Linked DNA regions of Homo sapiens: all the other regions are linked to region 1. Evidence: chromatin contacts called from ENCODE Hi-C or POLR2A ChIA-PET data. All regions are on one chromosome and are shown on one strand. The core of a region is the stretch at or near the end of the contact, and the rest is flanking DNA. Distances in the headings are between cores, read along the strand shown. Region 1 has its middle 28 kb from the start of HMGN2. Region 2 holds the start of PAFAH2 (platelet activating factor acetylhydrolase 2). Region 3 overlaps EXTL1 (exostosin like glycosyltransferase 1). Region 4 holds the start of NUDC (nuclear distribution C, dynein complex regulator). Region 5 holds the start of PDIK1L (PDLIM1 interacting kinase 1 like). Region 6 overlaps ZDHHC18 (zDHHC palmitoyltransferase 18). Region 7 holds the start of CEP85 (centrosomal protein 85).

Region 1 (4,189 bases), core at 993-3,492:
TAGCAAAATTCCCATTCATTATGGCCTACCAGTTCACTAGTAGAAAGGCCAGTCACCTGTTCTTATATGACTATAATGAGGGACTGGAAAAGAGCTGGTGGCAACAGGAGAATGAGATGGAGAAAGGTAGCCCTTACAGGATAGGGAGGAGGAAACGCAGTGCATTCGGGGTAGAGGGCACAGAATGAGCAAGGCTAGGGAGGCTATTCTATTCTCATAAAAGGAAAAATAAACAAAATGTATAAAACCAATCCCTTTCTCCCTACTTGCACGCGCGTGCACACACACACACACCCCCAATCCAACTCCAAAAAGCACTGCAAAAAAGCAAAAGCCTTTACCAAAGTTCTCGGGAGGACATTGCAAAGGGGTTACACAGCACATCTCACAGCAAGATGTTCATTCATTCATTTCTTAGAGACAGGGTCTCTGTCACCCAGGATAGAGTGGCTGCTCACTGCAGCCTCGACCTCCTGGGCTCAAGTGATCCTCCCACCCCAGCCTCCGGAGTAGCTGGGACTACAGGCGGATGACAGCACCTGGCAAATTTTGTTTATATTTTGTAGAGACAGGGTCTCTCAGTGTTGCCCAGACTGGACTCAAACTCCTGGCCTCAAGCAATCCCTCTGCCTCAGGCTCCCAAAATGTTGCTATTGCAGGCATGAGCCACACACAGAGCCCGGCAGAGATGTCCTTTCTTTTTTTTTTTTTTCCTTTTCTGTTTTCTCTGTCGCCCAGGCTGGAGTGCAGTGGCACGATCTTGATCTTGGTGGCTCACTGTAACCTCTGCCTCCCAGGTTCAAGCGAGTCTCCTGCCTCAGCCTCCCCAGCAGTTAGGATTACAGGCGCGCGTTTCCACGCCTGGCTAATTTGTTGTATTTTTGGCAGAGACGGGGTCTTGCTATGTTGCCCAGGCTGGTCTCGAACCCCTGGCCTCAAGCAATCCGCCCACCTCGGCCTCCCAAAGTGCTGGGATTACAGTTGTGCCTGGCCACTTTTACATAAAAAAAACTTTTCTGAGGGAAAAACAGGCAGGAAGAATTTCCAGGTATTTCCAGGCCGAATGGCAAAACAAGATATGACAGAAAAAAAAAGGGCCCCAAGGACTCTGCACCTCGGTCCTATCCCTGTGCAGTTTGAGCTCTTCAGCCCTCAAAGTGCCCTTCTGGCCACCACCTGGTCCTCTTTTGCAAAGACTGCACGAGAAAGGAGCCAGCCGAGGTGCCCTCAGGTCCAAGCCCTTGTGACCTGGAGCTCTTTCTCCATGTGGCTTGAGGTCCCAAGGTTTCCCCAATGCCAAATCCTTTTGAAACTGAATATGAAGGAGGGGCTCTGAGGGACCCCCATCGCTTTGCCAGGTTTTCAGAGCGCGGCCCACCCTGCAGTTGTGGAGAGAGGGAGTCGTCGCGGAGTTCCCAAACCGCTGAAGGGCAGACCTGGACCGTTCCTGGAATGTGGGAAATGAGTGCGACGGCATACTGGGGCTGCATCAGCCCGTCTCTAGAAAAACCATCGCCTCCAGATCTGGCCCCCAGATTGAGTCCCAGGATTTCCGGGCTGGTTCCAAGAACCTGATCCGGAAAATGGGCGCGGTTCCTGTCTCCTCCCCCTTCCCCTCGGGCCGGTTGGGCACAGTACTTAGGACCCAAATCTGGACCTAATGCCAAGGCCGCCCATCCAGCGCCCAGACTCAGCTGGCCTTGCGCTCCCTGAAGCCACTCGCGGGTACTGGGGACGCCCCTCCCCGTCCCGCGGCCCCTACCCCCACTTCCGCGTAGTCCCGGCTCCCGTCACCCCGCGCGCGCCCCGCGGGAACCCGAGCCCGCCGACCCCGCCCTTCCAGGCCCCGCCCCCGGTGACGCCCCGCCCCGGCACGTGCGCGCGCGTGGTCTGCCAGCTTCTCTGGCCCTGCAAGGCGACCCCTAAGCGCAATGTCCGGGACCCGCGGTCAGAGGGCCGGAGTGAGGGTGGCAGCGCTCAGGGAAGGAGGCGGAGGCAGAGGCCTCTTTCTTCCCCCGAGGTGGAGAGGGCCCCGGGTCGGAGGAGCGAGGGCCGCACCGCTGGAGCCCACTCCCGCCTCCTTCCCCACGGGCCGGCGCACTTGGGAGCTGGACAGGACGCTCTTCCTGGGCTCGGAGCAGGCGCGGGCCCGGGTTGAGCCGAGCCTGAGCAGGGGCAGGCTCTAGCTGGCGGCTGGCCAGATGCCCTCCAGGTGCGCAGCGCGTGACCTGCGGCAGGGCGGGGCGGCCCCACGAGAGTTCTTCGAGGGTGGCGGGCGAGTCACGTGAGCAGGGGTTGGGGTCCGCCGGATAATGGGGGATGCGGGAGCCCGCTGGAGGAGTGGAGGGGCGCCTTGGGGAACGGCGGTTAAGCCCCAGCGACGCTCCTGGCCTGGATGTCGGGCCGTATCCTTGTCGAGGCTGGGGAGCTGGGCCGAGGAGCCCCATCCCGCGGGCGCCGCCTCCCAGGTGGGGCGCGGAGCTCGGCTCTGCGCCGCCACCGTGTGGCCGAAGGGGGCAGCGCCTGCTTGGTGCCAGGAGGCTCCTCGGGGCTGACGGCGGGGACTCGCACGAGGCACCGAGGAGCCTCTGGCGATCGGCTTTCGATACCCTGCCCCCTTCCGAGCTAGGGTCCAGGAGTGGGGTTGAGGTTGCCATGGCGACGGGTGCGCGGGCTGGTATCTTCCTCTGGCTGCTGTGGGGCCGGGGCGTGGACACCCAGCATCTGCCCTCACCCTGCTCACTGAATCACCTTGGTGTGGACGAGGATTATCCTTCCCAAAAGCAGCCAGGCCTCCCAACAACCAACCAGCTTTTTTTGTTTTGTTATTTTTTTAAAAAAAAATAGAGATAGGGTCTCGCTCTGTTGGCCAGGCTGTCCTCCCAAAGTGCTGGGGTTACAGGCATAAGCCCCCGCGCGCAGCCCCAGCTTTCTTTTTTTTCTTTTTGCTGGAGTTAAGCAGTATGATCTCGGCTCGCTGCAACTTCCGCCTCCAAGGTTCAAGCCGTTCTCCTGCCTCAGCCTCCCAAGTAGCTGGGACTACAGGCACGAGACACCACGCCTGGCTAATTTTTGTATTTTTAGTAGAGACGGGGTTTTGCCAAGGCGAGGCCAAGGCAGGTGGATCACGAGGTCAGGAGTTCAAGACCAGCCTGGCCAACATGGTGAAACCCCATCTCTACTAAAAATACAACAATTAGCCAGGCGTGGTGGTGCGCACCTGTAGTCTCAGTTACTCGGGAGGCTGAGGCAGGAGAATTGCTTGAATCCGGGAGGCAGAGGTTGCAGTGAGTCCATATCATGCCACTGCACTCCAGTCTGGGCGACAGAGCAAGACTGTCTCAAAAAAAAAAAAAAAAAAATACCTAGGGCCCCCAGCTGTAGTCATGTCCCATTCTGGAAAACACTACCATAGGGAATTACTGGAAGTACCCTGGGGAGGTAGGATGAAGCCACTGTTGGTTGAGCAAGGTTGTCTGTGTATCAAGTAAGGAGGCTTGCTGCTTTTCATAATTCTTTCTGAGCCCCAGATCTATCAGCATATCTGATCTTAACCTTCCCTGCTGGCAACACTTCGGTGACTCCCAGTTCTCTTCCAGACAAAGAGCAAATGTCTTAACATGGCCCGCAAGGCCCTTTGGGATCTTGAGATAGGTCCACCATGGCTCCACTGGGCTGGTGAATGAGGGAATGAGATAGGAGAACCAAGAAACAGGGAGGACTTCCTGGAGGAAGTGACATTTGAGCTGAAATCTCACCAATTTATGTGCGAGAACCAGGTGATGGTGGTGAAGCGCTTTCTAGGGAGAAGGAACAGCGTGTAAACAGTTCCTGAGACAGGAGGAAACCTTGTGCATGTGACCACCTGAAAGAGGCCTGAAGAAGAAACCGGAGGAATCTGCAGAGGCCAGATCCTGAGTGCCTGGCGCATCACAGACTGTGATTTTTTTTTTTTTTTTTTGAGACAGTCTTGCTCTGTCACCCAGGCTGGAGTGCAGTTGTGCCATCCATGGCTTACTGCAGCATCGACCTCCTAGGCTCAAGCAATCCTTCCACCTCAGCCTCCCTAGCAGCTGGGACTACAGGTGTGTGCCACTATGCCTGGCTAATTTTTGTATTTTTTGTAGAGCCAGGGTTTCCCTGTGTTGCCCAGGCTTAGACTGTGATCTTAATACTGTGCTGTCAGAAG
Region 2 (4,189 bases), core at 942-3,441, 500 kb after region 1:
GTAATCCCAGCTACTATGGAGGCTGAGATGGGAGAACTGCTTGAACCCAGGAGGCGGAGGCTGCGGTGAGCTGAGATCCCGCCACTGGGCCACAGAGCGAGACTCTGTCCCCCCCGCCCCCCTAAAAAAAAGGAAATCCAAAGCTGGTCACCCAAATACCAACTTGAAGCAATTTAGCAACAAAGTAAAGGCCAGAGTTGGGATGGTAGCTGATAGATTTGAAGGGAACTTTGGGCTACTGGAGGATGAGATCTATGATGAAAATGCTGGAAAATCAACCATTTGCTTAAAAAGGTAAAGGCATTTGGGTTGTTTATCCTAGAAAAGACCGGATTGGAAGGAAGTATAGTTAAACTCAACTGTTTTATTTTGCAACAGGGAAGAATCTGATTGTGCCCAAGGAAGAGCTTCCTAACTGTGACAAAGGAGGTAAAGGAGGTGGTGACATGCCCATCCCTGGGAAATTTTAAACTCAGCTGGCCAGCAAATGGCTCCAGCATGGCCTGGTCTGGGAGTAGGAGACTGAAAGAAATGACCTCCAGCTGTCCCTCTCATGACCAAGGACCTCTGGCTTGTCGTGAGTGTTCTGGCCAGCTGCACAGCACGGATTAATGGGCCAAAGGGAGCCGCTCTCTGATCTGCGCTAAGCTTTTCAGGTTCTGTGGCCACCGCCATCAGCCACAGATTTAATGAGATCCGAGGCTTAATTACCACAGTGCAGGGCTGCCAGCACTCTCTCCTGATGACTTTATCTTGGCTCCTGGAAGGATGGGGGTGACAACAGTGTGTCGGCAGGAGAGGAGAGCCTAAAGCAGGGACTCTGGACCCTGGTGTTTCGGGGGGATGTGGGCTGCAAGAGTAGGGTGGAGGGGGCGACTGCAGGACTCAGTACCTGACCTCAAAGAGCTCACAATGTGTCAAGAGTTAAGACCTCTAATACAGGAGATACCCAAGGCAGTGTGAGTCGACTCACATGTGCGAGGCACACACAGATGTCGGCGGAAACTTTGGAGGCATGAACAAAGCTCCCAGAGGAGGGGCGCTGAAGGGTGGGGGGTGGGGCGTGGGGGAGTGCAGGTTGGAGAAGACCTTGAATGTCAGGCTAAGCAGTTGGGACTTCACTTCATAGGTAGTAGAGGGCCGTTGAACGTTTTTGAGCTGCCTGAACGATCCAAATTTCCTATAGAAGTTTACAGAACTCCTGAGGATGGGCTCTGCCTAACGCCCACTCCCCCGAGAATACTCTCCTTCCATCCCTCACACTTAGCTGCAGCCAGCACTGAACTTAATGCCATACTCTGAAACGTCCTTCACAGTCTCTGTACTCCTGGCTACGTTCTTTCCTTATATCGGGTCTCAATGTTAACAAACATCACTCCCTCTAAAAAGCCTTGCGGACACCGCCCTTTTCCCCCAAGCCTGGCCAGAGGCCCCTTTTCAAGGCTCCCACGCTTGCTGTGTCTCCCCATGAGATCACGGCTCTGTGCTGTCATTATTCATTTGTCTGAATTCTCTGCTAGACTGTGATTCTGTTGAGGCTAGGAGCGGTATCTTGTCCATCAGTGTCGCTAAGAACCAGCATTAGACAGTAATGTGGGATGGATGCGGCCCAGCAGATTACTCGGGTTCCTCCCCTTTCTCTGCCAGGGAGTCTTTTGAGGACAATGGAAAATCACAGGTGTCAACAGATGCAGGCTGGTAGGGAATGTCCCCTTAATTTGAATGATCAGTCTATTATTCTTACAGGAAGCAAAGTGTGCAGAAGACACAAAACAAACTCCAACCTCCTCCCACCTCCTTGAGAATAAAGCGAAGCGGGGACCATTTCTAGGCACGCCTGAGGACTATTTGAGGAGGGTGAGGCGGAGGGTTACGCACGGGACTAAGGCAAAACCCTCCGCTCGAGAGCAGAAATCGCGGCGGCACCTCTTCAGGCCACCAGGGGGAGGAATCACACCGCATCCCAGGCCTTGGGCGGTTTCGCACGACCACGCGGGGCTGGACGGTCGCGTAGAACTCTGGGAGGTGTAGTTTTAGAGTTGTAATGCGCAATCTCGCGCACTGTACATCGGGAATTGTAGTTCTAGATTGAGGAACGAGAAGTGCTTCCAAGCGTCCATTTTGAGCCTTGGAAACTACGACGACCAAAGGGCCACGGGTTCATGGGTCGTTTCTCATTTCCGTCGAGTTAAACGTCTGGGGCTGCTTCTGAGGAATCAGCTTGACTGGGTAAGTTTGATTGGAGAAAACACCTATATCTCAATTGAGCTTCCTGCAGACTTTTGTATTCTGGCCCGGTTTGGGGCCTCGGCGTCTCTCAGTCATAGGAATTGCACATTAATCTTCGTCCTTTACGTTTCCTATTCAGACACCTGTAGCCACCCGCTCCCTTGACCCTCCCACGGTCGCCTCGCACTTTTAACGGCCAGTGCCCCTGGAATCCCCACTGAGCTCCCGTCCCAGGACCCAGCCCCCGCAGCCCCACCTTGGACCCCACAGCCCTACCCTGATTCCTCGGCCCTACCTTCACCCTGCAGCCTCACATCCCTGAACCCCGGGCTTCTTTATGCTCCTCCACCCTTTGTGTACTTTACTCTTACTCTCAGTTTTCTGTTTTTCATGGCGGTGGAAGAAGGGTCCCCATTCCTTCTTTCCGATCCGCGATTACCCTGGACTCGAAGTCAGCAGACCCGGTTCTAGGCCAGCTCTGCCTCTCACCCTCTGTGACCTTGGGCAAATCATACAACTCTGGGACTCAGTTTCTTCCTCTCTAAAACGGAGATGACTGTTGCTCCATCAGTCTCAGGTGAGGAGTGTTGAGGAGCCAACAAGCTAGTATGTGTGAAGATGCCTTGTAAACTGTAAGACCTTCACAAGAGACAGAGATTATTTTTATCACAATTATTAATGCTCTGGAACACTCTTATCAGGCCTCTTCTCTAGCTCTGCCACCTTGTTGCTCAATCTCATCCCTCGAGTGCTTGGTGTCTTCATTGTCTACGAGCTGGATGATATTTCCTCACTTCCTCCAGAGACCAAAGGTCAGGCCAATGAGCTTTTAGTCTTCAGAGAGCTTTGTCTGAAAGGAAGCACAAGAGAAGTGCTTATCTTGGACTGTATCTTGAAATAGCCAGTGATGAAAGTGTCACACAGCTGGCAGAGCAGCAGTCCTCTGCTCACCAGAAACAGGGTCCCAGCAGGAGAGGACAGCTGCAACCTAAGCCCCATCCATTCCCTCTGGGCTCCTCTGGGCCTGTTCAGTAGACACTGGCTTTGGTAGGGGTGTCTGAGGCCTGAAAAGGCTGCTGGGAAAGAATCTGTTTTGCCAAAGGGCTTAATCCAGGAAAAATGAGAGACCTTGGCTAGGAAAGAGAGACATAGCATTGTTAATTAGTTCCTAACATTTTATAAGCACTGAAAATGCACCAGGCCCTAGGCAATATTTTCACTTACGAAGTATCCATTTTACGTATAAGGAACTTGAGAGGCATGTAGTTAAAATAATTATAGTTGCCTCCTATGGTTATAGTACCTTCTATCCATCGAGTGCTTTACATGCATTATTTAATCCTCATCAACAATCTCGTGAGTAGTTACTATTTCTTTTTTTTTGAGATGGAGTCTCGCTCTGTCGCCCAGGCTAGAGTGCAGTAGCGCGATCTCGGCTCACTGCAAGCTCCGCCTCCCGGGTTCACGCCATTCTCCTGCTTCAGCCTCCCAAGTAGCTGGGACTACAGGCGCCCGCCACCAGGCCCAGCTAATATTTTGTATTTTTTTTAGTACAGACAGGGTTTCACCGTGTTAGCCAGGATGGTCTCGATCTCCTGACCTCCTGATCCGCCCGCCTCGGCCTCCCACCGCGCCCGGCCCATAGTTACTATTTCTTTTTGAGACAAGACCTCGCTCTGTCACCCAGGCCGAAGTGCAGTGGCACAATCTTGGTTCACTGTGGCCTCCGGCTCCCAAGCCCCAGCAATCCTCCTACCTCAGCCTCCTGAGTAACTGGGACTGCAGTTGCATACCACCACATCCAGCTAATTTTTTTTTTTTTTAATTTTTTTATAGAGACAGGATTTTGCCATGTTGCCCAGGCTGGTCTTGAACTCCTGGGCTGAAGCAATCCTTCCCATTTGATCTCCCAAAGTTCTGGGATTATAGGCATGAGCCACTGCGTCTGGCCATAGTTATT
Region 3 (4,189 bases), core at 483-2,982, 470 kb after region 1:
AGGAGACCATCACTGCTGTCCTGCATTCTTACAGATGAAAAAACAGGCTCAGAGGTTGAATCGTTTTCCTGAAGTCAGACAGCCAGTGCAGGCAGGTCTGGGATTTCTGCCTCATTTCGGTAGACCTTCCTCTACAGCAGGGTCTGGGGGCCTGTCGGTCTGCGCTGCCTGTTGGTACAATACAAACCCCTGGGACCAGCAGTGCCCGGCCCATGGGTGAGGACATGCCAAGGCAGTTCAGTGTCCTGGGTGTCACAGCTGTGATTGGAAAGGTGCCTCTTTCACCTGGCTGGGCCTGGCATCCAGCGCCCTCCCCACCCTGGGAAGGCTGCCTGGGCCCCAGCTGTATGCTTTCCCACCCACCCTCAGTTCTTGACTCCGGGCCGGACTGCCTCTCCCCCACCTCTTTAATTTCCAGTCCGCCCTGTACCTCAAGCATCTCACAGCACCACGCCTCCCAAGGGTAACCCACTCTGCCACTCAGCTGTGACTGGCTCTAGGGAGGACCTGAGTCATCCAGGGGCCCGCCGAGGTCAAGCTGGGGGGTGGGGGTGGAAGGCCTTGGAGAGGCCTAAGGGGACAGTATGTTCCTGCCAGTGAGACAGTCACGGGAGTTTCCAGAGCTGCCAGGCCATCAAAGCAGGAAAACACCTGACACCCTGGACCTGGGCTGGACCCACCACCCTCACCCTCTGGAGTCGCACGCGCTCCCAGGCGAGCCCTGAGCCCTGAGCCCCTCCCTCGAGCAGCTGCTGTAAGGGTATTTATAGCCTGGAGCGTGAGGGGGCAAGGACACGCGCTTTATTTCGGAAGTGATAATTCCAGCTCCAGGTGGGTGAACCCCGGAGGACCTAGTGTCCCCCCCCAACTCCATTCTCACCTATACCGCTCGGGACAGTCCCTGCTCGCGCCCAGCCCACCTAGAAACAGTCCCTTCTTGCTGAGTTCCAAGTGTGCAGGCGAAAGAGATGGGGCTGTTCTTCAGATTTCTCTTCCCAGCTTTCAGCCCCCGAGCTGCCCACAGCGCTCACCCTCCACATCCCGGCCGCCCTCTGGACATGCGGGTGAAGAGTGCGGCGCGACGCTGACCTCTAGTGGTCGGCCTTGGTAGTGCAGGGCAGACGGCCGAGGCTGAGCCGCGGGCCGTGCGGGGACAGGCCACTTGTTCCCATCCCGCTTTCCTCGCCCCACTCCTCGTTTACCCGCACCCCTCTGCTCCTTGGTTGAGGCTCAAGGATTGAGCCTGACAACCCAGGCGTCTTTGGGTAGTTGCCTTCCCGGGACTAGGAACCCTAGGAATGGGTGGCGGGGTGGGGCGGGGACAGTTCTGTCTCTCCGCTCACCCTGTCCCGCCGCCGCCCTCATAGGGCCAGGCACGCAGTTAATGTCTGCCATCCATCTATTCGTCAAATATTTGCGGCACACCTGCCTAGCCAGAGAGAAAAGGACACGACACGACCCGCCCCCCGGGGCTCGCAAGCCAGTCCTGGGGCCTGACCGTGCGGGAACCGCGGCAAACACTGGACTGCGAAAGCGCAAAGGAGACCGAACCCATTGGGGGCGGAGGGGGAGGAGGGCCAGGCAAGTCCCTGGAGGAGACAATGCTCTGAAAGACGAGCAGAAGTTAGCTGGGTGGAGAAGCGGAGAGCGGCGCTCCGGTCGCGGGGCTCAGCCTCCGCAGAGGCTCCGCGGCTGAGGGCGAGCAGGAGAAGGTAAGGCCACGCCCCCCTGTTGTGATTGGCCAACCGGGGTCCGACGTGTGGGCCCGCTGGCTGACATGATAGGTTCTCCGGTGTCCCAAGAGCGGAGCCCGCCGGCAGGCGCCGGGCCCCCTGGGAGCTGGGCTGCGACCTCTGCTGGGGTCTCCGCGGGTCGCCCCCCTAGGGCTTCTCCAGGCTGCGGTACTTCTTGCGCTGCACGGACACCGGGTCCTTAAACAGCACCGGGTCCAGACGCAGACGAGAGGACAGCAAGGGCATGTGGCCGAACGCTGCCGCTATCTGGTTGATGCAGTCGGGGGCTGGGGCAGGCGGCTTTGGCCTGGGCCCCGGGCCCCCAGGCGCCTAAGAGGGAAAGAAGCAATGCATTAACGGGCTTCTCTGCCCTTCCGAACTCCCCACGCCCGTGCAGCAAGAAAGACTGGAATTAGACAGTGAGAGGGAATCCTCTCCGGCATCCCCGCCCAATCCCTGCCAGTTCCGACCAATCCCCCTCAGCCCTCACCAGTGGAGCAGCCTCCTGGCGCTGCTTGCCATAGGGCACCTTGATAGGGGGCAGCTTGGTGACTGCTGCTACTATGAAATTCATCAGGACGTCCACACAGGTGGGTGCCTCATCTGCCAGGGTCCTCAGAGCCTTGGGCAGGGAGTGGGTGAAGAGAGTGTGGTAATACCTGGGCAAGAGGAAAAGACAGGGAGAGGCTGCAGCCAAATCCATCCCCAGGCCCCATTCTCCTCCCTCCTGACCTCACCTCTCCCTTTGACCCCCATCCCCAAGCCTCTGAGCCCTGGCTGCCTCAGAGAGCTCCCATCCCTGGCGTGAACAGCTCTCCATTGTGCTGTGCCCCGTGGCTTATCTGCAGTTAGTGGTGTGTTCCCTGCCCTCTCCCTCACAGCTCCTTGGGCCCCCCATCCTTGGGCTCTGAGCGCTGAACTCAGAGCCAGAATTAGATGGGTTTGGATCAGCTGGTTTCAAAGCCATCAAACATGGAAGCCCAAAGAACAGTTGTGGATGAACCAGGCTGATACCGCTCCGGGTGAGCTCACTTCACACGGCCCTCAGACAGGCCAGCCTCATCTCGCAGACATTAGGTAATTCTTCACTCTACTGAGAATTCCCTGCAGAGCTCCTGAGTAATCTATAAGAGGTTCCACGTTATGCATATTTGATTTAAACATGTTTAAGGAACCCCTCTAAAGAGGTCTTACAGAATTCAGTCTCTGCCCTAAGACCGGAGCACTTCAGGCAGCTTCTGGAAGGTCTGGGATGTTCCCCAACTCATAACATCCACATTCATAAAGCATCAGGACTATTTTCTTGTCACCCCACCACCAGCAAACCCACACACTGCCCTTACTCACTGCATGGCTCTACTTCAAATAACAATAGCTACCATTTGTGGAACCTCTGTGCCAGGGACTTCATTTAATGTTCACACCAGCCCTGGGAGGTGAATCCATCCCATTTTACAGATGAGAAAACAAACTCTAGAGAAGTGAGGAGATTTGCCCAGGATCCCACAGCTGGGAAGTGGCAGATCTCGGCCTTGAACCTGGATCCCTGGGGTCTAGGCCACTCTGCTCCGTTCGGGGTGGGGGTGGGGTCTCTGGTCCTCTGATACTCTGATCCCTGTGCAGGGTAGGGGTCTGTACCTATGGTAGAAGGCGGCTGTGGTGAGAACCATGGAGAATTCGTTGGTCCTCTCAGCAGTGTAGCCCCAGCCACCATGGGCCTCGTCCCAGAAATGGCTCGACGTCAGGAAGCCCACCATCCGCTCTGGGAAGCTCTGCCACACCAGAAAGGCAAAGTCCACCTGGGGAGGGACTCAAGTGAGCTGTGAGGAAGGACCTCCTAAATGCCTAGAACATCCAGGGAAATGGAGGCAGGGGCAGCCTGGCTGAGGGGCCCGGGCAGGACTCAGGGGAGAGGGCGCGGGAGCCAAGACTTGGAATTGGCTGGAAGTGTGGCATGAAAGCTTCCAGGGGCCACAAAAACAATTTCTCAAAAGAGTCCATGGAAAGCCTCAACGAGACTCCTAAAGAGGAGGCTGCCTGGCTTGCTGGGGTGGTTTCAAATGCAAGAGGCTGGACCTCATGACCTGGGGTCCCCTCAACCCTGGGAACCTGAGGGGCTGCCAGGGCCCTCTGGCTCTGTGTCTACCCACACTGGGCTTCTCTTGGGCCCAGCCCTCACCTCACTTGTGGAAAGACTGCTGCGGGCATCGAGGCTGAGGATGGCATCTGTTCTGATGGTGCTATATGGGTAGAAGCGATCACTAACCTGCAGGGAGTGGGGGAGGGGAACTCAGCCATTGGAACATTCCCCCCACCCCCATCCAATAAGTAGGAGCCATTCAGGCACAGTGTAGACGCCTGAGCCATGAATAAAGCCTCCCTTCAGGCACAGTGTAGACGCCTGGGCCTCAAATATGGCAAGCCTGTGCAGAGCTCGTTTTGGGACCTGGGCAACT
Region 4 (4,189 bases), core at 923-3,422, 420 kb before region 1:
AAGCAGATTTCTCATATCCTGTGTGTGTGTGCGCCTTTCACTTTCCTTGTGATGCTAGAAGCAGCCTAAGCGTATGGAACACTCCTCTGCATCCAGGGCATGAAAAGCCTGGGCCCAGCTTTCCTCTCCAGAAAGTAAAAAGCCCATCAAGACACTGGCTCACACCTATAATCCCAGTACTTCAGGAGGCTCAGGTGGGCGGGTCACTTGAGGTCAGGAGTTCAAGACCAGCCTGGCCAACATGGTGAAACCCCGTCTCTACTAAAAACACAAAAATTAGCTAGATTACAGGTGGTGGGCACCTGTAATCCCAGCTACTTGGGAGGCTGAGGCAGAGAATCACTTGAACCCGGGAAGCAGAGGTTGCAGTGAGCCAAGATCGTGCCACCGCACTCCAGCCTGGGTGAGAGACTCTTGTCTAAACAAAAAAAAAGACACTGGCTAAGTTACCGGGTCAAAGCAAGAAGGAGGAGAGCAAATGAAGCCACTTCAAAGGAGGATAAGATGGATTAATTCTGGCTGGAGTACAAGTGTAGCCAACGGTTTGAGTATCAGATGGACATATATTACCTTTTGACTTTGCAGAAGTTTCTTAACTCTGTACAACAGGAATAAGATGCAGTACCTATTTCTAGGGACCTGGTGAGGATCATGAGGTCAAGGAGGTGAGGCCTTTAGCAATGTATGGCACAGAGCAAGAGACCCACTGGCAGAGGGTAAACACCTTACAAATAGGAACCATGAACCATGGCTTAGTCTGTCTGCCACCTGCAATGCTGGGCACCAGATATGGCTAAAGGTACATAATCAGTAAAATTCTTGCTGAATGAAACAATCTAGTGGTGACTCAAGGTCAGCACACACAAACCCTTTATTTGCCCAAGAGTGGGTCTAAATCTGATTAAATCTGATGCTAGAACATATCTCAATGGTTTCCGTTCTTGCTTCTAGACAGTTTTTCAATTTGCTCAAAAATGAACTCGCTCCCAAATCCAGTTTTGTGCGAACAGTTTAGAGGAATGGAGACAGGAAGGCTTTTCACACTTGCAAATGAGAAACACTCTCCCCACCACAAAGGGCTTAGAAGTCCTTGGTCACCAGACACCTAGGTTACATAGGAATAGAAAGTTCAATGGAAACCTACCTCCAGTAAGACACAATCAGCCATGGACTCTGGGAAGCACACTGACCTGTCTAGGTGAGAACCATGTTGCATGATCTAGGCAAATCCTTGCCACTTCTCTGGCTCTGAGAATGAGAGTTCTGATCCTGACAGACTTTTCTACCGTTAACTTTGTGTTTGTTCCAAAAAAACCAACTCCAGAATCTGTAACAGTTGGCCCTTATTGTCGAGTGTGGGACACACATCAATCACACGACAAATACTTGTTGAATGAAAAAGCCTTATTACTGAGAACTTACGGTTCTTAACTACTCTCTGGAAACCGGTATTCGCAGCTGTCTCACAGATAAGGAAACTCAGGCTTGGAGAGATGTAAAGGTTCCAAGTTGGTAGGTGGTGGAAACTAATCGTGAACACAGGCCTCCTATTCCCCCATTCAAGGCCTAACAAGACCACGTGCTAACATCAGCCCGCTCCCCTACCACACACATTCGACGGCTCGCCCCAAGCCTTGGTGGATCCAAATCACGATATTTGCGACGGTTCTTACTAAGGGATGCTCCTTGGAAGCCGCCATCAAAGTGGAAACGGGGGTGGGGGCATATGTGAAACTAAAGGGGGATCCTAAGCTCAGGGATGCGATAATTTGCTACTACTGAGGGGCGCCGGGGGCCCGGGACTGATGCGAACCGGGTGAGACCTGCTGGCGGGTGGCCAGGCCGGAAGCTGGGCGCAGTGAGAATGTAGGGGCATCCCAGAAGCCCGCGAGCCGCTGGGGTGGGTCTCAGCCCTCGAAGGCAGAGAAGGGCGGAAGGAGCGTGGCCAAGGCCGCCGGGTGGGCCGACGCCGCGCGGGCCGTTACCTCCTGCACGCCGCCCTCGTGCTGCTGAGCCATGGCCAGCAACATGCCGTCGAACCGCTCCTCCTCCTGCTCTCCGCCCATCGCGCCGGCTCCGATCCACGTCCCGGAGCTCTGCACTCTAGTCCCGCGCTCTCTACGCTCCTGCGGGTCGCGCCGGGCCCAACGACTCTAGTCGTCCGCCTTCCGCAGCGGAGCCGGAAACACGCACGCGCGCGGCTGCCCAGGCCCGCCTCCACCTCCTCTCTTCCCGCCTTCCTCCCGGTTTGCGGCCATTGACCGTGCGGCAAGCAACCCGCTTCGCCGACCATTGGTCGACATTCGGAGCCAATCAACAAGCGCGTCCACGAAGCGGTAGGCGGAGCCGTGGGCCCGAGAGTTTGGCATGAGTTGCTATGGTCACCCGATGCCGTGGAGACTTCTAGAAAGCCCTGGACTCAAATCTGGCAGGGTTGGAAGTTAAAAAGGGACAAGTTTTGCCCCTCTCCCTTGCTAGCGACCCCCCCAGCTTGTAGAGCAGTGAAGCTGAAAGTAGCCTTACTCATCTCTTCCAATCCTAGAAGGGACTTACCACAGGACAGCCTCCTCCTCATCGACCTCACTGCGTACTTGACTAGGGCCAGCTTCATGGGAGTACAAATTGCAGTCGCACAGCACCCAGGCTTAGAAAGGCTCCACGCTTGATTTCATGGCCTTCTGTTATAGTCTTGAAATTCTTAATAATTTTGGAATAAGGAGACCCACATTTTCATTTTGCACTGGGCCCAGGAAATTATGACAGGTGCTGAAATTGACCTTCACTTCTGTTAATGCGGGGACAGGACCCAGCCATCCAAGCTAATCCCTCCACTTGTGCAATGAATCTCATCATCTTAGTCTTTTCAGGAACTCTATCCCTGTTAATTATCCCTTTTTTTAGCTTATGCATCACAAATATCTTTCTTCTTCCCTTCAATTTACAAACACGCTTTAATATCTTTTTGTTTGTTTTTAGAGATGGGGTTCTTGCATTGTCACCCAAGCTGGAGTGCAGTGGCACCATCTTGGCTTACGGCAGCCTTGAACTCCTGGACTCAAGCCATCTTCCCCACTTCAGCCTCCAGAGTAGCTGGGACTACAGGCTCACATCACCACGCCCTGCTGTTTTTTTTTTTTTGTTTTTTGTTTTTTGTTTTTTGGTAGAGATGGAGTCTGTGTTGCCCAGGCTAAGTCTCAAACCCTGGTCTCAAGCACTCCTCCTGCCTCAGCCTCTCAAAGTGCTGGGATTACAGGTGTGAGCCACCATGCCCAGCCCTGTTTTTATATTATTATTCCATGGCCCCACTTTCTTCTGCTGCTACCTCTCCAATTTTCAGCTCTCATTTGCAGCAAACTTGTTTGCTTGTTTTTCTACTCCCTCACCTCCCATCTCTCTACAGTATATTCTAGTCTATCTATTCTTCTTTTTTTTTTTAGACCAAGTCTCACTCTGTTGCCCAGGCTGGAGTGCAGTGACACGATCTCAGCTCACTGCAACCTCTGCCTCCCAGGTTTAAGTGATTCTCAGCCTCCCAAGTAGCTGGGATTACAGGCACCACTACGCCTAACTAATTTTTTTTTGTATTTTTAGTAGAGGGGTTTTCACCATGTTGGCCAGGCTCGTTTCAAACTCCTGACCTCAAGTGATCCACCTGCCTCGGCCTCGCAACGCGCTAGGATTACAGGCATGAGCCACTGCGCCCGGCCTGTTCTAGTCTATTTTTTAAAGGCTCTGATATGGTTACAGTGCTACATATTGCCAAAGCCAATGAACCACTATTATCTTACTCAACTTCTCAGGTGCATTTGACACAGTTGACGCCTTCTTCTTTCCTTTTTTCCTTTAGGTTTCTCTTTTGGTTGGAATTGCGTGTTCCCCACTTCAGACTAGAGACTTCTCCCTTTAGATTAGAGATTCCTGGAGTTGATCTGTGTCTTCTCCCTCAGACTGAGGGCTCTTGAGGGCAGGGCCTTGCACTTGCACGGGCCCATCCTAGGCACTGGGAGCAACCCCAGCAATGTCTTCATAGCGTCAAATACATATTTTTTTTTCTTTTAACATGCAAAAGCAAAATTCTAAAATTGCAATTGGTTAAGACTACTATTTCTTCCCACTCTATCTCACTTTCCCTTGAATCAGGTGATATCAGAGATGCCATGAGGATTTGGTGATCCAGCTAAGGTGAAGT
Region 5 (4,189 bases), core at 54-2,553, 390 kb after region 1:
ATTTTAAAATTTTTATGTTTCCTTTTTCCTAGTCATAAGACAGCTGGAGTAAACAATATCTATTTAGTTCTAGGTCATTTTTGCCAACAAAGATCCTGCATATCAAGGGGCTCTCTGACAGAGTTCTTGGGAATTCAACTTACTGAACGGTTTAAAGGCGAGGGCAAAGGCCCTGCACAGAAATGCTCATGTGTTGAATGGAGAAAGTCTAAAGTGGGCTTCCTCAGCGCCCAAAGAATTTCTAGATTATAACCAACTTCATGAACGAATTCTCATTTGTAGATTGTGACCACGGGCTAGAAAAGTAACCTGAGATTGTACAATATTTATTCTGTACAGCTGGGGAAGCAAAAGGCTACTGACCCTAGAGCCTGAGAAGTTGGGATCCACTGCTTTAAGTCTACAGGATAGATTTAATAAAAAGAAATGACTTCTGAGATTGTGTTCAGTCCCACTTCCTCTAACTGGACACCCACCCTTCAAATCGCTACTGAATTTCCTAGTGTCTAATTTCCTGCCACAGAATCCTCTGCGCCGGCTGCACAGCAGACGAGCTTTCCTGCTCTACGGGGATCGCCAATCACATCCACTCAAGGTGGTTCGTGTCTCTGAAGCAGTGCCATGTCCTCTCCAGCCTGGTACAGTCCCCATGGGGAAGAGCACCTTCCTGAATAGGGAGGAGAGAGGTGTTTATGAAACCCGTGGGATCCCGGATCCAATGATGCATCCGATGCGAACCTAAGTGACTTTCGACCGAAAGTGGCGGGCCCTCGCTCCCGCTGCTCTAACCAGGCGCTGGGACGCGAGCCGGCCAGGCCAGACACCTGCCGGCGCCCGGGAAGGGCCAGTCGCGGCCAGAGGTGTTGCCCGACGCGGCGGCTCAGGCCGCGCTCATTGGCCAAGTGTCAGGCCCTCCCCCTCCTCGGCCGTGCTCAGATGAAGCCCGGAGGGGAGCCTCCTGAGCCCCTTCGCTCTGAGGAGCCAGCCCTGCAGTTGCCTCAACTCCTCGGGGCTGGGGGCTGAGGGCCGGGGGGAGGTGGCCCCGGTATGAGAGGAGGCCGCGACTGGGGTCGGTGGCCTGAGGAGCGCAGGGCCTTCCCCAGGATGACTCCGCTGACACGTCTGTGACAAGCCTCCCAGGGAGGGAGGCACATGCAGGGCCATCGGCTCTGCAGCAAGACCTCTCCGCCACGCCGAAAGGCCAGATTTACCTCAGGGTAGACGCTGCCGCTTCTCCCTCTCATGGGCTCTGCAGGCCGCCATTATCGGGCAGCTCGCGCCTCCGCTGCCGCCGCCTCCAGTCAGCAGCCGGCGCGCGCCCCCGTGGTGCGCGCGGACACACCCCCTTACGCCGACGGCCCCGCCCCCCTCCGGCTTTCCGTAGCGCGAGCCGGGACGTTCCGCGCCACCGACGAGGCGCGCGGCCGGCGCTCCGCTCGCCTCCTCCCTCTCTCGAGGATTTGCAGAGCCGGGAGTCGTCGGAGGTGTGCGCGCTCCGGAGCGCACCACTGGTGCTGCTCCCCGCAGGGGTGGCCGGGCTCGGGAACCGCGAGGCCACGCCACGCCGGGGCTCGGCCACCCTCCAGCCGCAGCGGGCGCTCAGGGCCCGCGGCCCCGGGGACCGTCTGCAGCGGCAGGTCCGGGCCTGGGGCTGCGCGCGCCCGGCCGCGGCCTCCCCTCCCTCTACCCGCCCCCTTCCGACCTACCGAGCTGCGGGCTGGGGTGCGGGGCTCGCTGGGGTGGAACGCCCGGTGCATCTTCCGCGCGGGTCTCGGGTGCCTGCGGGGCGCGGTGCTCTTTGGCGGGCCTGCGGGGAGGTGCGGCCCGACCAAGGAGGCCTGGCGTCCGCCCCGCCGGGAGGGAGACTGCAGCTTTTCTCCGAGTCACTGAGCCATGTTTGCGGGCGGTGCAGTTGCGGAGACGGCGGCGGCGGCGGCGGCGCGGGGCTGGGTGCGATCATCTGGGAGGATGCCGTCCCCTGCCCCGCCGGCGCGGTGGTATCTCCCTTAAAGAGGCCGGCGCCTCATTGTTCCCCGGCTGCGGCCGCAGGGAGCCAGGGCCACCTCCTCGGCGTGGGGAGTGAGGGCGCGGAGGCGCCTGCACCTGGCTGCGGTGCCCACGGCGCCCCCCCGCGAGGCTCCTGGTGGAGGGTTGGTCTGCAGTCGGCGCAGGGGAGAGGCCTTGGTCCGAGCCAGGATCCACCGCGCTCCTGCCGCTCTCGGGGCTGGACAGTCAATGGGGTCCCCGCCGCTGCTGCAGTCGCTCGGCTGCCACACGCTGTTAGTCAGATCCCGCACGCTGTTGGCCCCACAGCCAGCCCGGGGTCACTTAGGACCGCATTCCTCAGTCATCCAGTTGTTAGATCAGTAAGCATCCGCCAGAAAAGTCCATTCCTTCTTACTCGATTTATTCTGCACCCATTACTTCTCAGCAGGGTGATGATTCCTCCTCCCAGCGCTCGCTCTGTAAGGCACGATGTACAAAAAATCCCTGTCGCTGTGCTCAAAGATCAACTCATTTTATTTTCTGTCCTTTATGCCCCTTCTCCCGAGAGTCTGGCACTGGGTTAGGTCTTTATATAAATGATCTTGCTTAATCCTAACCAAACCCCACAAGAGTAGGTTTTATTATCCTGTTTTTACAGGTGAGGAAACACCTCTGCCTCTTCTCACTGAAGTGTCTGTTTTGGGATGTGTCTACCTTGAATACCCATTCCTGGTGTAACACACCCTCCCCTTAAAAAAAAAAAACAACAACGGTTCTGTAATCTGTTCAGATTTTTGTCCTGAGTGCCATCCAAGTGTCAAGTCTTCAGCTGTTTGCTGGAAACACTGGTGTCAGCCAAGACTTATTTCCCGCCCTCAAAAGTAGAGGGAAAATATAGAAGGCTCTGCGTAGACAGCTAACTACCTGTGTGGGTTATTGATCCCAATCAGGGGAGGGACCTCTCTCTCGATCAAAGTAGCGTTTTCATTTTGTCTCAGTCATTAAATATCATAGGAACCCTTGCTCTTAAGTCAGCTGCAGATGAGATTTGAAATCCACTCTCGCCCCCAGTTTAGGCTCACTGTTAAGTCTGTGAGGGGGGTTTAGATCTTGTGGGACCTGAAACTTAAATAATTTGGGGTGTCCTCCTGAGGAAAAATGTTATAAAATGGCCCTGTGAACACATATCTGGAACACTGGAAAGGGTCCCTATAAGTAAAGGACTCTGAAGCTTAAGATTCATTAGTTTCAGGGTAAATCTGCCTCCTGCTTATTATGTCATTTTTTTTAGCCTTTAGGCCTCCTGGAGGACTGAGAATTCCTAGGGGCAGGAACCTTGTCTGTGATTCATCTCTGCAGCCTCCTCAATCTGATATGGTATCAAAATACACCTAAGGCTAGCATTCTCATACATAGCTGGTGGGAAGACAAAGTGATATAACAGTTAACAAGGAAATTTGGCAATATATAGCAATATTATTTGATCCAGTAACCCTAGATCAAATACTAGATTTCGAGGAATCTATCCTAGTAATATACTGGCAAACACACACACACAAAACAACAAACCTGTATGTACAGGGCTGTTCATTATGGCATTAATGAATAGCAAAAGATTGGAAACTGCTCACATGTCTAATGATAAAGAACTGGTTGAATAAATTATAGTACATACACAGGATAAAGTACTATGCAGCCATGAAAAGCTATGTGGAAGAGGCCTGGCATGGTGGCTCACACCTGTAATCCTAGCACTTTGGGAGGCCGAGGTGGGCAGATCACTTGAGGTCAGGAGTTTGAGACCAGCCTGGCCAACATGGTGAAACCCTGTCTCTACTAAAAATACAAAAATTAGGCGGGTGTGGTGGCACTTGCCTGTAGTCCCAGGTACTTGGGAGGCTGAGGCAGGAGAATCTCTTGAACCTGGGAGGCGGAGGTTGCAGTGAGCCGAGGTCAAGCCACTGCACTCCAGCTTGGGCGACAGAGCAAGACTCTGTCTCAAAAAAAAAAAAAAAACAGAGCAAGACTCTATCTCAAAAAAAAAAAGATGTGGAAGATTTCTTATATATACTAATAAACATATACTAATATCAAGTGATCTGTTTATTATTAAGTGAAATAAGCAAAGTGCATACAGTGTTTATAGTATGCTATTACATGTGAGTAATGGAGAGATAAATATACATTAAGTACTTATATTTAA
Region 6 (4,189 bases), core at 732-3,231, 350 kb before region 1:
TTCTCTGGATGGAGGTCCCCGTTTGGCAGAAACACCTTGTCTTCCAGCTCCTGGCACTGGGTCCCATATTCAGAGCTCAGAGGAGGGGGTGTGGCTTGTAGGATGGCAGCCGCTCCCCAGAGCCATCACCCCACCCACCACGCCCAGGCTCAGCCTGTCTGGGCAGGTCCCAGCTGGAAGCCTCACCTGGGGGCTGGTGGGTAGGGCTGGGGGTAGAGTGGCAGAGTCCCCAGACACTGGCTGTCTGAAGTCCATAGAAGAAGGAAAGATAGGAGGCTGGGCTGAGCCCCAGTGGGAGCCCAGGGTTTTCTCGTGACCAGTGCACGTGCCCCCTGTCCCCTTGGCTCAGAGTGCTTCTGACACTCAAAGGGGATGGGGCAGGGGGCAGCCCAGGGGATATGGGAGCCAGCCACATTCATACAGGGCACACATGAACACACACACACATGCACACACACTCTCACTCATTCCAGCCAGAAGGTCTCTTGGAATAAACTTATTAAAACCAACCAGCCTTCTGATAACCCTTCACCTGGCACTACACAGACAGTAATGTGGCTGACATTTTCTCCTTCCATTTAAAAAAGACTATGTAGAAAAGAGGTCTATAAAATTGTGCAAAATACCCAGCATTAATAAACCCGTTTCAAGTATTGCCAGCATGAGCATAACCCACCCATGCCGGGACCTGGCTTGGGAGAGAAGTGGAGGGGCAGGCTGGGATCCCTTAAAGAGCTCTCCATGGGCAGGGGAAGGACCAGGCTCCCACTTCCACTGTGCTGCCCAGGAACTGCACAGGAGCTGAGGCTGTGGGTGCCTGGCTGGCTGATTTACCTTTGTCTGATACAGGCTGCCCCCACCCACCACCAACCCTGCCTTCTCTACTGGAGCCCCAACTCAATCCTATTGGCCAACTCCATAAAAAAGGGGGGAAAACCCCACCAAAAATCCCACAGAATAAAGGGAAATTATCACCAAGGGAATGAAGGAGCCCACAGACCAAAGCAGCCCATGGAGGCTTCCTCTCCACAGCCAGCTATCCAGAGCTGGCCACTCCTCAGTCCTGCTTCACCCTGAGGACCCTGGCTCAGCAAGGCCCAAGCAGTTCCCCCACCTGGGAGGCCTCACGCTCAGTTCACAGCCTCACTCACACAGGGCTCGCCCGGCACAGGCAAGGACTTGGTGTGGTCCCCTGGGTAGCCTCCAGAGGCTCTGGTCTCTCCTGGCACTGATCAGCTGGGGTACCTAGGGCCCAAGGCTGTGGGAACCTGGGTTTGGGGAGCAGAGGGCACAGCCACGGAACAGTTCAGGGAAAGCCACGCAGGATGGGAAATAAATATGAAAAGACTTGAGTCTTTGGCAGTTCTGCTTCCCTTGGATGGAATAGGGAGGGTCCCGGCAGGTGAGTGCGGAGGGTCAGACAGGCCAGCAGGTGGCAAGTACTGAGCCGTGGTCAGGGGTGGCCTCCTACCATGCTGGCATCAGGCTTGGCTCTGCAGGCTGGCTCATCGCTTCTGATGGGTGAGGGCAACACGGTGTCGGACTGCACAAATCCCCTCCGGTCAATTAGGCTTCCAAAACACAAGGGAGACACATGAGGGCTCTGCCCAACACTGAGGCTCTAGGCCAGGGGTTGGACGGCAGAGTCTATCTCAGCCAAGGAAAGGCCCAGGCTGAGAAAGGCTGAGGAAAGGAGAGCTGCTGCCCATCTGGGGGCCCAAGACTCTTACCTCTGGCAGGCCTCTCTCTGCCCTCTGGCCACCTGGCTTTTGGCCACAGAATTTATTCACTATTAATTCCAACTGGCCCACCTGTCTGGCTGCCAAGAAGCCAGGCTGCAGGTGAGGGAGGAAAGCAAGGATGAATAGGTATTTGATGACTATGAAATTCCTATGTTCCCTTCCCCTCTAGGCAGGCTGGGTGACAGGGATACTGGGTGGGGTAGGTGACATGACTGTGTGGGAATGACTTGTCTTAGCAGTACCCACAGCAATGTAATCCCCGTTCTGGAACTCTGGTGCCCCCTGGTGTCAGGATGAACAGGGAGTGACCCAGCAGGGCTGAGTCCCCAGGGTTCCTACTGCCAGGAGAGGATGGAGTCGCCACCCAGTCCAGGCAGTGGGCAACCGGAAGGGCAGTGTCATTCAAACATGGCTGAAACAGTCATGGTGGCTACCCCCGGGGAGTAGAATTACATGTCATATCCAATGCTCCTCTGTTTTACGTTTTGTACTTAATTTTTTTTTTCTACAATGAGCACGTGATTAAATAACAATTCTCCATGGAATTCCGTCACATGACAAATGCCCTCCAGGGGGTAGTGGACGGAGGGCATCTAGGGTGTAGGGGGAGGTCGGCTGATATCCAGGAACACTTTGATCACTGGCCAGGCATGGCCCTGTTACCCCTCTTCCGCACCCCGCTCACTTACCTGGGAGGTAGGGGGCCACAGAGCACAGCACAGCAGTTGGTGATAATACTTTTATGGCTGTAGGGGTTGACAGAGGCCTCACCGCCCCTCTTGCTGGACCACGAGCCTTTGATCTGCAAGCAGGAAGGAGGCCTAGGTCAAGTACCTCCTTTTGCTTCACTTTTCTAGGAGGCAGGTCTAGAGGCTGGGGACAACTGGACAATTCCGAAACCAATTCTGGTTACAGAAGGCGACATGTCTTTCATGTGGGCCATTCAATGAGAATGTGGGGGACCCCTGGCAGAGATCAGGAGGCCCCAAAGAGGAGATGACAGAGCAGAGCCCAAGAGAAGCATCCAGAGGAAACGTTTCGGATGACTCCTCCCTTCTCCGGCCAGCCACTTCTGAAGGAGGGTAGCGCAGGGGCACAGGGTGAGGGCTGACCTGCCTGTGAGCCCCGGCCCTGCTACTCACTGGCTACGTTACCTGGACAGATCACCACTTCGCTGAGCCTGAGTCCTCATTTGGAAAACAGGGAAAATAATACTAATTCTCAGATGACATTGCTAGGGCATTAGATTAATTCTTGCCAGATTCTCTAGCTCTGTGAAGTCAGCTATGGAAGGCACTGGAGAGTTTAGCAATAAAGAATACCTTGACTTTAACCTAGAGTTTTCTACACTTATTTGGCCACACACTCCTTTCTCTTTAACCTCTGGTAATGTGCTGCAGAACTGGCACCCAAGAAGCTACTGCGGGAGATACTGGCTGATGGCATTTCTGTTCTCACTGATCACCAGGCACACAACGCCCTGTCATGTGTGAAGTTTTGTTTCCCTGAATGAGAGGATGAGGTCTGGGAATGTATTTTCTGTTGGAGGATGGGTTGCTGGTAAGTATCAGATGGTGGGCCCTGAAACAGATGCTCTCATTTACTTTTTAGTGTTTGGAGGATGGGGAGGAGAAGTCAGGTCTGGCCTAGGACTGGGCACATCAAACATGCTTGTTGATGGCAGTCTGCAGGGTGGCAGGCAGGGAAGGTCAATGGAGCCCACTGGCCTGTGCCCTGTCTCCCCCAGGCGTGCATATTGAGAGGGGCAGCCAGGACAGGCCAGTGCCACCTTGAGAATAGTCACGGCTTTGCTGCTGACAGGGGCAGTGTGGAAGAGGGAGCGCATACCTGTGACTGGGCACCAACCTTGGCTCTGTCCCCTCCCAGCTGTGTGACCTCTCAGACATGGGACATGTCTCTCAGTCATCGAATGGGGAAAAAACATCCCTGTCCTTTCTGCCTCAGGCTTGGCAAAAGGACCCAAAGAAATGACGGGAACTGAAAGAATTCTGTAAGCGGTCATGTGCCAGCCAAACATCATGCGTGCTGTGGTGTGAGTACTGCCTCCTGCAGGGCTGTGGAGAAAAGCAACCTGGGACCTTGGGAGCCTGCACTGAGAGAATGAAGCATGTGGAGGTGTCAGAAGCCTGCATCGGACCCACCAGGGCCAAGCTGAGATGACTGGGAGGCATCTGGCTGCTTAAAAGGCATTATCCCAGCAGTCCGTGAGTCAGGACTGTGCTTGGCTGCCCCAGGCTCCCTCAGCCCTGCCTCCTCCTGAGGGCGCTGCCCTAGAATGAGGGGTGGCTCCAGGTTTACTCACGTCTTCATTAGTAGTCAGGTTGGAGGCGACGAGGTACGTGTGAAACCCTGAGAGGCCCAGAATGGACCAGATGGAGAAGAAGCAGATCACCAACTCCAGCACGGTGAGGGCAGTTAAGGACTTC
Region 7 (4,189 bases), core at 1,187-3,686, 270 kb after region 1:
AAATATCTCAAAAAAGAAAAACAGAAAGAAAGAAACCCCGTAAGGAGTAAAACAATACAAAATAAATCATTCTTGACTTAAGAATTAGATGAGCTACTGGTGGAAATTTTTGGGACAACTGAAGGAGACAGAAATTTCCTGGGATAAAAATGAGAGAAGTGAATGTACAAGAAGTAACACACCAGTTATAAAGCTTAGAAAGGGAGTGAATGGAGGCAGACAGAGGGGAAAAAAAAAAAAAGCACCCAACAGGATTGGTTTCCATCTTCAAAGCCCTTTAAACTACAGAAACAGTCACTCATTCAACAAATTTAACATGCATTCTGCACTTACTACCTATCAAACACTGTGCTCAACACTTTTTAAGTATCATGTCTCATGTTTCATGTTCACATCAACCCTATGAGGCAGTTACTATTATCCTCATTTTATGGATGAGAAAATAAAGGTTTACAGTAGTGAAGGTCATATGGCTAGGAAGAGGCTTCAAAGCCAGGACTGTACTCTAACGCTACAGTAGTCTAGTCAGCATTCTACATGTGACAAAACACAAAAAAAGAGATCAAGCATGGCACCACAAGTTGGAGTTTCTGCCTCAGACAGCTAGAGCTGCAAGCCTCAATTATATGAGCAGTAAAAGCTCATAAAATTTCTTCACTTTGTCCTTGGTCATCACCTAGGCTTTATTTCTCAAGTTGCTACCCAAGAATTAGATTTTGACTGCCGTAAGTATTTTTCCCCTATAAGAATTACAATCTAAGTGTGGCCGGGCGTGGTGGCTCACGCCTGTAATCCCAGCATTTTGGGAGGCCGAGGCGGGCGGATCACCTGAGGTCGGGAGTTTGAGACCAGCCTGACCAACATGGAGAAACGCCGTCTCTACTAAAAATACAAAATTATCCGTGCATGGTGGCGCATGCCTGTAATCCCAGCTACTCGGGAGGCTGAGGCAGGAGAATCGCTTGAACCTGGGAGGCGGAGGTTGCGGTGAGCCGACATCGCGCCACGGCACTCCAGCCTGGGCAACAAGAGCAAAACTCCGTCTCACAAAAAAAAAAAAAAAAAAAAGAATTACAATCTAAGTGTGGAACATCATGCTTGGCAGCTGTTAAGAGAACCACATCAAGACAAGAGAGGATTTGAAGGGATACACAGACAGCTGACACAGACACACGAAGGATCTCACACCATTACACTATTTTCACCGCCTTGATCATTCATTAAACCTTGTGAAAGAGAAGCCAAATCCTTGACAAGAAGTTGCCTTTACAAAGAAAAGTCGTGAGACATACAAAACCACCAGATCACTATAAAGCAGACAAGGTTTGAGGGCAAATAAATGAGGCCTGGCTAGCTTCATCGTCCTTGTATCACCACCGCCCCCTACTTATCCCAGTGTTCAATTCATCAACCGAAATTTACTGCGTGCCTACTATGCGCCTGGCTCTGAGCCACGTGTTGGGAATGTACTGGTGTAAAGGATCGCTCTCATTAACTGAGGTGAAGTAAGCGTTGAATATACTGTTGAACAAATAAACCTGAACACACTAACTTTCAGTTCAACCAAAGCACCAGCTCCTTCTCGCTGAAGGAAGCTTCCTCACCTTCCGCCCTACTGACATTTTGGGGGATTTTTCTTTGTTGTTGGGGGCGTCCTACACACAGTAGGCTGTGTAACAGCATCCCTGGCTTCTTCGCACTAGATGCCAGTAGCAAGCCCTGGAGCTGTGACTATCAAAAGTGTTTCCAGACATCGACCAATGTCCCCAGGGAAGCAAAATCGCCCCGGCCGAGAAGTACCGGGGTAAGGCCCCGCCAAGTGCTTTCCGTCCCACAACCTTAATTCTCTACACAGCCTTCCAATCTCGGCTCAAACTTCTCCTCCTCGGGGAGGGCTCCCTGACCTCTCCGACTAGATCCGCGCCTTCTGTTTTGCGCTCTTTGTAAGATTTCTCCACTCTACCCTCACTGCGCGCCGAGGGATTACCCCGCTTAACGTCGACTCCCAGGGCTGTGCGCTCCGCAAGGGCAAGGAATGCGCCGCTCGCTGTGTCCCTGGCTATCGGCACAGGGCCTGGCACGCAGGTAAAGTGACTGCCGTGGGGTGAACCACGGACGGCAAAGCAAGGCAACGGGGGAAGCGAGGGGAATGGGACGCGAGAGGGCGTATGCCGGGGCACTGGCTTCGGAGCCGAGGCGCATGCGCTTCGCTCTCCCCGGCCCCTCACGGTGGCAGGTCGCGAGCGTCTGAGGCTTCGCCGGAGCTATGGGAGGAGAGGCAAGGTCGGCCACTAGGACTGAGGCTCCCGAAGGAGGAAAACTTACACGGGCCTGAAAGCGGGCGGCGAAATCCCTCACTCGGGAAGACTGACTGCAGCCACCACGTCTGCGGTGAGCGGTGGTTCCCTCCCTCAGCTCCTCTAACGGCCGTTGCACGCCCGCCAGGCCGCGCGCCACAGAACGCGCGTCGTTTGGCCCCACCCCGTTCTGCCGCCTCTGGCCAATCGGGAGTCGAGCCGCGCCGGCTTCCCGCCCCTTTCTATCCTCTTCTGACCAATCGGCAGCCGAGCCGCGTCGGTATCCCGCCCCCACACGCTACCCTCTGCTCAGAGAGCCGGACGGATCTTTCTGCGCATGACCACGTCGCCACTTGGCTCCTTCTCTGCCCCTTGCCGCGTTTTACCTGTAGGTGGAGCTCTGCTCACCTAGACCTGGAGGGGCCCTGCTGGGCCTGTGCAGGTTGGGAAGCTGGCGGCCCGCGGGCGGGGCTGGGGACACGAGAATCCCACTCAGCTTGCCTCACCCTCCTTCCATTCCAACGCCGGTCTATCAGTTCTCACACCTGAAGCAGGGGTTCAGGTTGTGACCAGGAGTTAGGGTGTGGCCTGGGTCACTGACTAGTCAGGGTCAAGGCTTGGTCTGGGTTGGACGCAGTGGTCAGCCTGTGACCAAGGTTCAGGTTGAAGGGTAAAGGATCAGTCCTGCCTCCCTCCCCAAACTTGGTCCACAGGAAAAGGAACTGTTAAGTCCATTTGCATTAATATGCGCTTGAAGAGTCAGACAGGAAAATTGTTTGAAAGGAGAACAGAACCATCAGCCAAAGGAATGAATCTCAGATAGTGAAATTCTGGGTATCTAGAAACCTGACTTGGCAGGGAGAGATACTAAAAAATTGTATAGGAGGCCGGGCGCGGTGGCTCATGCCTGTAATCCCAGCACTTTGGGAGACAGAGGAGGGCGGATCACGAGGTCAGGAGATCGAGACCATCCTGGCCAATATGGTGAAACCCCGTCTCTACTAAAAATACAAAAATTAGCTGGGTGTGGTGGCGCATACCTGTAATCCCAGCTACTCGGGAGGCTGAGGCAGCAGAATCGCCTGAACCAGGGAGCCGGAGGTTGCAGTGAGCCGAGATCGTGCCCCTGCACTCCAAAAAAAAGTTGTATGGAAAAAAAAAGTTGTATAATTTCTTAGCTTTAAGAGCCAGACAAAGTGAGTTCATTACTGAATAAAAGTCACTCTAGAGGAAAGACCCTAGGGATGTGCCCCAAGGTTGTATCCTTTGTCCTCTCTTTTAGTATTTTAAGATAAGAATATAGAAGACATAAAATAGCAGATTTAATGGATAATGAAAATGAACCTGGGTATGATATGAAATTAGGACCAGAAGCCTCTGTTAACGTAAAGGCTAAAAAAAAAAATGTTAAGACAGGGTGTCTAAATGAATAAATTTATGGACTGAAGGGTAGAAAGCTAGAAAGTGTTAGTCCTGGCCGGGCACGGTGGCTCACGCCTGTAATCCCAGCACTTTGGGAGGCCCAGGCAGGTGGATCACTTGAGGTCGGGAGTTTGAGACCAGCCTGTGGCCAACATGATAAAACCCTACTAAAAATACAAAATTAGCCAGGTGTGGTGGTGGGCACCTGTAATCCCAGCTACTGGGGAAGCTGGGGCAAGAGAATCACTTGAACTCAGGAGGAGAGGTTGCAGTGAGCCAAGATCACTGCACTCCAGCCTGGGCAACAGAGCGAGGTTCTGAAAGAAAGAAGGAAAGAAGGAAAGACGGAAGGAAAGAAGGAAAGAAAGAAAAAGAAAGAAAGAAAGAGAAAGAAGAGTCAGAAAACATTGAAAGGCTTCCATTTCTTTTGTGAAAGGCATATGTGAGGAGGGAGGGAACAGGGGCATCTA

The links. A loop is a pair of places that touch in the nucleus more often than their neighbours do. ChIA-PET counts read pairs that join two places held with the same protein, here RNA polymerase II (POLR2A). Pooled maps may share reads with other maps.
Region 2: a loop to region 1 is called in a pooled map, with 23 times the contacts of the local background. The contact joins the promoter of PAFAH2 here to the enhancer-like site in region 1. A Hi-C loop is called at or near these places in 6 of 50 pooled maps. POLR2A ChIA-PET finds 5 or more read pairs at or near these places in 2 of 52 experiments (GM10248 and activated CD8-positive, alpha-beta memory T cell).
Region 3: a loop to region 1 is called in a pooled map, with 6 times the contacts of the local background. The contact joins two enhancer-like sites. A Hi-C loop is called at or near these places in 5 of 50 pooled maps. POLR2A ChIA-PET finds 5 or more read pairs at or near these places in 2 of 52 experiments (activated naive CD4-positive, alpha-beta T cell and common myeloid progenitor, CD34-positive).
Region 4: a loop to region 1 is called in a map of naive thymus-derived CD4-positive, alpha-beta T cell, with 20 times the contacts of the local background. The contact joins the promoter of NUDC here to the enhancer-like site in region 1. A Hi-C loop is called at or near these places in 1 of 168 maps with a recorded cell type or tissue (naive thymus-derived CD4-positive, alpha-beta T cell), 1 of 37 single-sample maps with no recorded cell type and 10 of 50 pooled maps. POLR2A ChIA-PET finds 5 or more read pairs at or near these places in 4 of 52 experiments (CD4-positive, alpha-beta T cell, Caco-2, GM12878 and 1 more).
Region 5: a loop to region 1 is called in a map of CD4-positive, alpha-beta T cell, with 6 times the contacts of the local background. The contact joins the promoter of PDIK1L here to the enhancer-like site in region 1. A Hi-C loop is called at or near these places in 1 of 168 maps with a recorded cell type or tissue (CD4-positive, alpha-beta T cell), 1 of 37 single-sample maps with no recorded cell type and 9 of 50 pooled maps. POLR2A ChIA-PET finds 5 or more read pairs at or near these places in 4 of 52 experiments (CD4-positive, alpha-beta T cell, MCF 10A, activated CD4-positive, alpha-beta memory T cell and 1 more).
Region 6: a pooled map shows a loop between it and region 1 (2.4-fold over the local background). The contact joins two enhancer-like sites. A Hi-C loop is called at or near these places in 4 of 37 single-sample maps with no recorded cell type and 15 of 50 pooled maps. POLR2A ChIA-PET finds 5 or more read pairs at or near these places in 16 of 52 experiments (CD4-positive, alpha-beta T cell, GM12878, H1 and 10 more).
Region 7: a map with no recorded cell type shows a loop between it and region 1 (18-fold over the local background). The contact joins the promoter of CEP85 here to the enhancer-like site in region 1. A Hi-C loop is called at or near these places in 1 of 37 single-sample maps with no recorded cell type and 9 of 50 pooled maps. POLR2A ChIA-PET finds 5 or more read pairs at or near these places in 3 of 52 experiments (B cell, CD4-positive, alpha-beta T cell and WTC11).

What each region holds. Positions count from the first base shown.
Region 1 is chr1:26,498,669-26,502,857 of GRCh38, reverse strand. No RefSeq gene overlaps it. Among named protein-coding and RNA genes, the nearest start is that of HMGN2, 28 kb to the right of the region's middle. RefSeq lists enhancers at 1,355-1,414, 828-1,485, 1,445-1,514 and silencers at 1,695-2,184, 2,395-2,574. Within about 2 kb of position 2,242, at least 38 of the 41 ENCODE cell types and tissues checked have a DNase peak (open chromatin) inside an H3K27ac peak, as active enhancers do; they include B cell, CD4-positive, alpha-beta T cell and GM12878, where a contact is called at or near this core.
Region 2 is chr1:25,996,065-26,000,253 of GRCh38, reverse strand. PAFAH2 (platelet activating factor acetylhydrolase 2) reads left to right here and starts at 2,191. Exons shown (of 11, transcript NM_000437.4): 1 at 2,191-2,229. RefSeq lists enhancers at 2,046-2,095, 2,106-2,195, 2,366-2,445.
Region 3 is chr1:26,033,039-26,037,227 of GRCh38, reverse strand. It overlaps EXTL1 (exostosin like glycosyltransferase 1), which reads right to left. Exons shown (of 11, transcript NM_004455.3): 8 at 3,913-3,999; 9 at 3,372-3,532; 10 at 2,224-2,392; 11 at 764-2,063. The coding sequence ends at 1,881. Among named protein-coding and RNA genes, the nearest start is that of SLC30A2, 11 kb to the left of the region's middle. RefSeq lists enhancers at 915-1,014, 1,295-1,434, 1,445-1,534, 1,545-1,614, 2,113-2,843 and silencers at 1,647-1,810, 1,755-2,054. Within about 2 kb of position 1,732, at least 29 of the 41 ENCODE cell types and tissues checked have a DNase peak (open chromatin) inside an H3K27ac peak, as active enhancers do.
Region 4 is chr1:26,919,726-26,923,914 of GRCh38, reverse strand. It overlaps NUDC (nuclear distribution C, dynein complex regulator), which reads right to left and starts at 2,172. Exons shown (of 9, transcript NM_006600.4): 1 at 1,986-2,172. The coding sequence starts at 2,066. RefSeq lists enhancers at 1,364-1,905, 2,026-2,145 and a silencer at 2,276-2,425.
Region 5 is chr1:26,108,938-26,113,126 of GRCh38, reverse strand. It overlaps PDIK1L (PDLIM1 interacting kinase 1 like), which reads right to left and starts at 1,303. Exons shown (of 3, transcript NM_152835.5): 1 at 1,212-1,303. RefSeq lists enhancers at 540-649, 1,030-1,259 and silencers at 1,310-1,949, 2,010-2,289.
Region 6 is chr1:26,851,108-26,855,296 of GRCh38, reverse strand. ZDHHC18 (zDHHC palmitoyltransferase 18) reads right to left here. Exons shown (of 8, transcript NM_032283.3): 6 at 4,066-4,168; 7 at 2,432-2,544; 8 at 1-1,571. The coding sequence ends at 1,454. Among named protein-coding and RNA genes, the nearest start is that of SFN, 9.9 kb to the left of the region's middle. RefSeq lists silencers at 145-317, 1,890-1,949 and an enhancer at 1,564-2,065. Within about 2 kb of position 1,981, at least 3 of the 41 ENCODE cell types and tissues checked have a DNase peak (open chromatin) inside an H3K27ac peak, as active enhancers do.
Region 7 is chr1:26,232,447-26,236,635 of GRCh38, reverse strand. It overlaps CEP85 (centrosomal protein 85), which reads right to left and starts at 2,436. Exons shown (of 14, transcript NM_001319944.2): 1 at 2,326-2,436. RefSeq lists enhancers at 1,568-1,617, 1,708-1,767, 2,088-2,237.